Regions from separate parts of the Homo sapiens genome. Here region 1 is linked to region 2. The links are chromatin contacts, found by Hi-C or POLR2A ChIA-PET in ENCODE. All regions are on one chromosome and are shown on one strand. The core of a region is the stretch at or near the end of the contact, and the rest is flanking DNA. Distances in the headings are between cores, read along the strand shown.

The links. Hi-C counts contacts between places; a loop is a spot of excess contacts on that map. ChIA-PET counts read pairs that join two places held with the same protein, here RNA polymerase II (POLR2A). Pooled maps may share reads with other maps.
Region 1: a map of OCI-LY7 shows a loop between it and region 2 (2.4-fold over the local background). The contact joins the enhancer-like site here to the promoter of TMEM87B in region 2. A Hi-C loop is called at or near these places in 2 of 168 maps with a recorded cell type or tissue (OCI-LY7 and cardiac septum) and 5 of 50 pooled maps. POLR2A ChIA-PET finds 5 or more read pairs at or near these places in 3 of 52 experiments (CD4-positive, alpha-beta memory T cell, activated naive CD4-positive, alpha-beta T cell and naive thymus-derived CD8-positive, alpha-beta T cell).

The regions. Positions count from the first base shown.
Region 1 is chr2:112,155,371-112,158,525 of GRCh38, reverse strand. All of the region lies in intron 1 of FBLN7 (fibulin 7), which reads right to left. Among named protein-coding and RNA genes, the nearest start is that of FBLN7, 19 kb to the right of the region's middle. RefSeq lists an enhancer at 1,159-1,988. Within about 2 kb of position 1,650, at least 4 of the 41 ENCODE cell types and tissues checked have a DNase peak (open chromatin) inside an H3K27ac peak, as active enhancers do.
Region 2 is chr2:112,053,983-112,057,088 of GRCh38, reverse strand. It overlaps TMEM87B (transmembrane protein 87B), which reads right to left and starts at 1,820. Exons shown (of 19, transcript NM_032824.3): 1 at 1,333-1,820. The coding sequence starts at 1,497. RefSeq lists enhancers at 679-1,018, 1,049-1,118 and silencers at 1,849-2,578, 2,779-2,828.

The DNA.
Region 1 (3,155 bases), core at 401-2,900, 100 kb before region 2:
AGGCAGAGGTTGCAGTGAGCCGAGACTGCACCACTGCACTCCAGGCTGGGCAACAGAGCAAGACTCTGTCTCAAAATAATAAATAAAATAAAATAAAATAATTAAAAACAAAAAAATTAGCCGAGCCCGGTGATGTATGCCTGTAGTGCCAGCTACTTGGAAGGCTGAGGTGGGATGATTGCCTGAGCCTGGGAGGGAGGTTGCAGTGAGCTGCAATCACATCACTGCACTCCAGCCTGGATAACATTGAAACCCTATCTCAAAAACAACAACAACAACAAAACCAAACTAAATATTTCCAATCTCAACTGCCTTTAAGAACCAGGACAGGCTGGGCACGGTGGCTCACGCCTGTAATCCCAGCACTTTGGGAGGCCGAGGCGGGCGGATCACAAGGTCAGGAGATCGAGACCATCCTGGCTAACACGGTGAAACCCCATCTCTACTAAAAATACAAAAAATTATCCGGGTGAGGTGGCGGGTGCCTGTAGTCCCACCTACTCAGGAGGCTGAGGCAGGAGAATGGCGTGAACCCCGGGGGGCAGAGCCTGCAGTGAGCCGAGATCGCGCCACTGCACTCCAACCTGGGCGACAGCGAGACTCCGTCTCAAAAAAAAAAAAAAGAACCAAAGAACCAGGACAGGCTGGGTGCGGTGGCTCACGCCTGTAATCCTAGCACTTTGGGATCACTTGCATCCAGGAGTTCAAGACCACCCTGGGCAACAGACTGAGACCCTGTCTCTACAAAAAATAAAAAATTAGCTGGGCATGGTGGTGCTCGCCTGTAGGCAGGAAGATCACTTGAGCCTGGGAGGTTGAGGCTGCAGTGAGTCATGATTGCACAACTGTACTCAGCTTTGGTGACAGAGTGAGACCCTGCCTCAAAAAAATTAATTACCTAATTAAGAAAAAGAGCCAGGACATGAAAAATAGTAAAGGAGGGGTGAATCAAGTGGGGAGGGATGGGACCTCGGCCTTGTGGAGCAAGCAGGTCTCTACTAAGGCCATTCACATTCACTGGGGGCTGTGTGTTACAACAGCACAGCCTGGACTCTGCTGCCTGCACAGGAGACAGGAGACACATCAAGACGATGATGGTTATCTTTAGGGATAGGCTTATGGATTATGTTTTAATTTAATTTAATTTTTTTTTAATGAGATAGAGTCTCACTCTATCACCCAGGCTGGAGTGCAATGGCACAATCTCAACTCGCTGCAACCTCCACCTCCCGGGTTCAAGTGATTCTCATGCCTCAGCCTCCCTAGTAGCTGGGATTACAGGTGCCCACCGCCATGCCCCGCTAATTTTTGTATTTTTAGTAGAGACGGGGCTTCGCCATGTTGCCCAGGCTGGTCTCGAACTCCTGACTTCAGGTGATCTGCCTGCCTTGGCCTCCCAAAGCGCTGGGATTACAGGTGTGAGCCACCGCACCCAGTCTTAATTTTATTTTTTCTACTTAATTTTTTTTCTACTGAGTATTGGTTTTATAATTCAAAAAAACTCTCTAAAATACAGTGGAACAGTAAAGTGGCAGGGAGGTGTGTGGCCCCCACAGCCAGGGTGGCTTCCAGCCTCACCAACGAAGCACCACAACCACAACCACCACCACCACCGCGGTGGGAATGGAGCCACTGCCGCTCTCCCAGGGAGGCTGCCAGGCCTCTGCACCGTGGAGATTTCACCAAACAGATGACTCACTGGCCAGACTGAATGGATGCTTTTGACACAGTTGAATCCCCAGTTGCCCCTGGAATTCGTTAATCCCGGGGGCTCCTGGGCCTCCACCATACCCAGGGCCTGACCAGGCACAGCCCCAAACGCAATTGCTCGGAAGAGAAGTTTGGTTTGTTTTCCTTCCTCCTCCCACGTTGTGGTCCCTCCCACGCAGGTCCTGGGGCACTCAGGAGCGACCTCCTGCAACCCCGTACCTGCCCAGCACCGTGCAGCCCTGCCACCCAAACCTGATTTCCCACACCCACGTCCCCTTCCTTAAAAAAGGGGGGCTCTGCTTTTATAGATGACTTCATGGTTTATATGTCAATTGCATTTGTGTACTTCAGTCTACAAAGAGCTTCTTCGCTGTAACAAAGAATAGTTCAGCTACTGGCCGGCAGCAACCCCGTGGAGAAACGGGGCTTGTCTCCATTTCATAGAGAAAGATATGGAGGCTGAAAGTCAAACACCTTCCCCCAAATCATGGGGCTTAGGAGCAGTAGAGCCAGGCCAGGAAGTCTGACTCCCACCCAGCCCCGCCGGCCACCCCAATGGACTGCCTCCTTTGTTCTCACAGGCTCCTGTGTGGTGAATGATCTTATTGATGAATTTGCACTAGGGATTGATAGGACTGAGCCCAAATGCCCCACAGTAGATTTCTCACTCCCGTGCAAAGTTCAGGTTGGGCACCTGGGCAGCGGGGGCAGGAAGCGTGAAGGGAAGGTGGAGGAGACGTCCTTGCCCACATCCAGCCAGGCGAACAGCTGCCTCCTGCGCTACGAGCTGGCCAGGCCCTGACAGCTGAAAGTGGGTTCGCGGAGCCGCAGCTGCCCCGGGTACATGGAGGGCTCAGTTTTGAAGCCGGGAGAAATCTGTGCCAAAGGCTGCGCTGGGAAGGGCAAGCATACTGCCAGGAACCTGGGGTGATGGCCTGGGGCTCCAGGAAGTAAAGGAAGCAGGGGAGTGTGTGTGGAGGGACAGGGTCTTGTCTTCTACTTGGCCGCTGGGCAGCCAAGTATTTCTAACCCCAGTGCTGCTGGCTCCAGGCACAACTGCCCTCTGCTTCCGGTGCCACTTCCTGCTCCGTGGGCAACAGGCGCCAGCTGCTTTCTCCCCGGTGCTCATTGAGGGTGAGATGTGCCCAGCTTGCCAGTTACCACGGAAAAACCTTAAACATCTTCAAGACCAAGCAAACCAAGGCTGCATCTCCGTCCCAGGCGGGGAGGGAGACAGGAAGGCTCCAGGCTGACTTGCCGAGGGAAGGTGAGGAGGCTGTGGCCCATCCCAGCCTCCAACCTCTCTGGGGTGAGGCTGATGAAACAGAGCGTGGTACAAGGAAGCATCTTGCTGCTCTCGGCAAGCCAGCATGCCGGGGCTGGGGCCAGGGAGCCCGAGAAGCAGAGAGTATCCGTGCCTTTGACATGAGGTTTGAGGGTCTGAG
Region 2 (3,106 bases), core at 571-3,070:
GCAAACTTCTCTTCCTCATGCAGGAAGAAGTACACTTGGCAAAGATCTTTGCAGGTATGTTCACAGTACACTTAGCAAAGATCTATACAGATATGTTCAAGTAATCCAACAATATGCATGCAACTGATTCACTTCCAATATAGTTATATTGACTATTCACTATCGTAGCAGCAGGAAGCCATGAGAGTAGTTCACTGAGTTCTACTTTTTCCCGTTCAGGAAATTAAATAATGGAGATGTGCAGACTATAACTGGCACACAAATTAGGTCACCAACCCAGAAGAATCCAATCCTGGAGGAAATGGCTGCACTAGGTCTTAAAAGATCCAGAAAGATACCCAGCGTGTTCCTCTGAGTAGCTTTTGTGTTGTGGGAAGTATTTGTAGTCTTTGGAACTACTTTCTTTTTCTGGTTAAGGAAATCAAAATATAAGTCTCATCTTTAGAACCTGGACATTATTTCATGCATGTGGAAAATACCCATCCCAAACAGTGCTGGATGAGTCATCTGACCCCAGAGAAGCCGGAGATAATGCCTCTTCCAGACTTCCTGTCTCTCTTTTGCAAGACTTTCCATAATTCTGCCCCTGCATCTCTCCCACATCATCTCCTCTAATTACCAGACGCCAAGTTTTCTAATAGCCTGCCTTGGAAAGAAGAGTTTCCACCCACTCATGCCTCCAGATTCGCCTTTCAAGCACTCCCTAATCACAAGTCCCGCCCCACCTACACACACACTCTCTCTCCCGGAACTGTGACAGGAACTGTAGAGAAATTCAGGAACTCAAGAAGAGAGAAATAGAGGTAGGGTGACTACTGCACGTTTCCCCCTCATTTAAATTTTTTCTTTCTTTTTTTTTTTTAAGGAAGCGGCAGACCCGCTTTCTAAGTTTATGCAGAAACTGAAGCGCTGGCAAGTCCTCCCTGCGGCCTCAGGGGTGTGGCCCACTGTGGCTGCATCCGGACAGGAAGAGTCGAATCCCAAAGATGCTGCTAGATGTGCCGAGAGATTCCTGATCCAGCCAAAACATGTCAGAGCAGAATGAGGGCCACGGCGTCGGGCATGGTGACCCTCAGTAACAGTCCGAGCGCTCGGACCCGAGGGCCGTCCCATGCGCAATCCTGACGGCTCTTGCCTGCAGCCCAGGTCGGGCCGGAGGAGGGGCCGCTCCCCGCTCCCCGGCTGTAACAGACAAAAGGCTCAGGGAGGGTATCAGGGGACCCGGTGCTGACCCGGCAGAGGCAGGGTGAACAAGCCCGGGGTCAAGCGAAGCCGCACGACGGCCCTGACGGCCCGAGACGTGCCACGCCTGGGTCCCGACACTCCACTTACGTCGTTGACTGTCTCTAACCAGAGCCCGAGCTCAGGGACCGCGCGCACAGCCGCCGGGGTCCAGCACAGGAGGCAGAGGGCGACGCGCAGCAGCGGGGCCCGGGCGGGAAAGCAGCGGCGGCGGCGTGGCAGGAGCCCGGCTACCGAGCGGCAGGCGGCGACCATCTTGACCAGGAAGCTGCACCTGGCGCTCCGAGACGCCTGCCACACCCGCACCTGGTGCAGCACCGCCCCAGGCAGGCGGGTCCGAATCCGGGACGCGGGGCTCGGACTCGGGTGTGGAGGAGGGGCTCGCGCTTGGGCCTGGGCGGAGAGGCGCCGTGCAGTTCTGGGAAACCCGGCCAGGACCGGGAGGCAGGGCTTAGGGCTCTGAGCCGGGCCCGAGCGTGCAGCTGGGAGATGCCTGGAAGGCAGAGATAGGAGCCAGGATGTGGAGTTGGCGGCGAGACGTGGAGGCTGGGCTCAGGGCCTAGCGTGGGCGTGAAGATAGAAGAGGAGCCGGAACGTGCAAGGGAGGGCTGGCAGCCCGAGCGCGGAGGCGGGGCCGGGTAGGGAGGCGCCGCCGGAGTGTGGAGACGAGGCGGGGCTCGGGAGTGTGGGGGCGGGGTGGGAGGCGTGGCTCGGGGCCAAGCTGGGTGTGGGGACAGGGCAGGGTTGGAGGCGGGCTCGGGACTGTGGAGGCGGGGCGGGGCTCGGGACCAGGGCGGAGTGCGGAGGCAGGGTGCCCCAGGAAGGAAGAGCTTGGGGCCAGGCCGAGCGTGGAGGCGGGGCCGTGTGGAGGCGGGGCCGTGTGGAGGCGGGGCCGTGTGGAGGCGGGGCCGTGTGGAGGCGGGGCCGTGTGGAGGCGGGGCCGTGTGGAGGCGGGGCCGTGTGGAGGCGGGGCCGTGTGGAGGCGGGGCCGTGTGGAGGCGGGGCCGTGTGGAGGCGGGGCGGGGCTCGGGACCAGGCCGGAGTGCGGAGACAGAGTGCCCCAGGAAGGAAGAGCTTGGGGCCAGGCCGAGCGTGGAGGCGGGGCCGCGTGGAGGCGGGGCCGTGTGGTGGCGGGGCCGTGTGGAGGCGGGGCGGGGCTCGGGACCAGGCCGGAGTGCGGAGACAGAGTGCCCCAGGAAGGAAGAGCTTGGGGCCAGGCCGAGCGTGGAGGCGGGGCCGCGTGGAGGCGGGGCCGCGTGGAGGCGGGGCCGGGATTTGGAGGCAAGACCCGGCGGGGAGGCGGAGCCTGAGCGTAAAGGCGGGGCTGGTCAGGGAGATGGGGTCGGAGTGGGGAGGCGGAGTTGAGGACCAGGCAGTAGTGTGGAGACGGGGCTGGACGAGAAGGGCTTGGGGTTAGGCCGTAGTGGGGAGGCCAGGTTGGGCGAGGAAGCAGGGCTTGGAGCAAGCCCTAGTACGGAGACGGGACTGGGCGGGGAGGCGTGGCCTGAGTGAGGAGACGGGCCTGAGTGGGGAGGCGGGGCCTGAGTGGGGAGGCGGGGCCTGTCTGGGAGATGAGGCGCAGTGGGGAGGCGGGGCTCGCCGCCAGCGAGCGCGAGTGTCAAGGTCCTGGAGTCGAATGCCTAGTAAGTGCTACGGTTGGAGTGCAGTCTAGAGTTCTGTTCCCAGGGTGTCTCCATTTCTTGCGTCTTCTACACTTACCCCTGCCTCGACCCTCTCAGCTGTATGGAAACCGTTCTTTAAATTCAGGGAATGTGCCAGGAAAGTGCTTTGAGGCCAAGGCCAGTTGAACACAAGGCATTGTGTTGTGAAGGTTAACGTTAATAGGACAGTTAATACTTTTCAG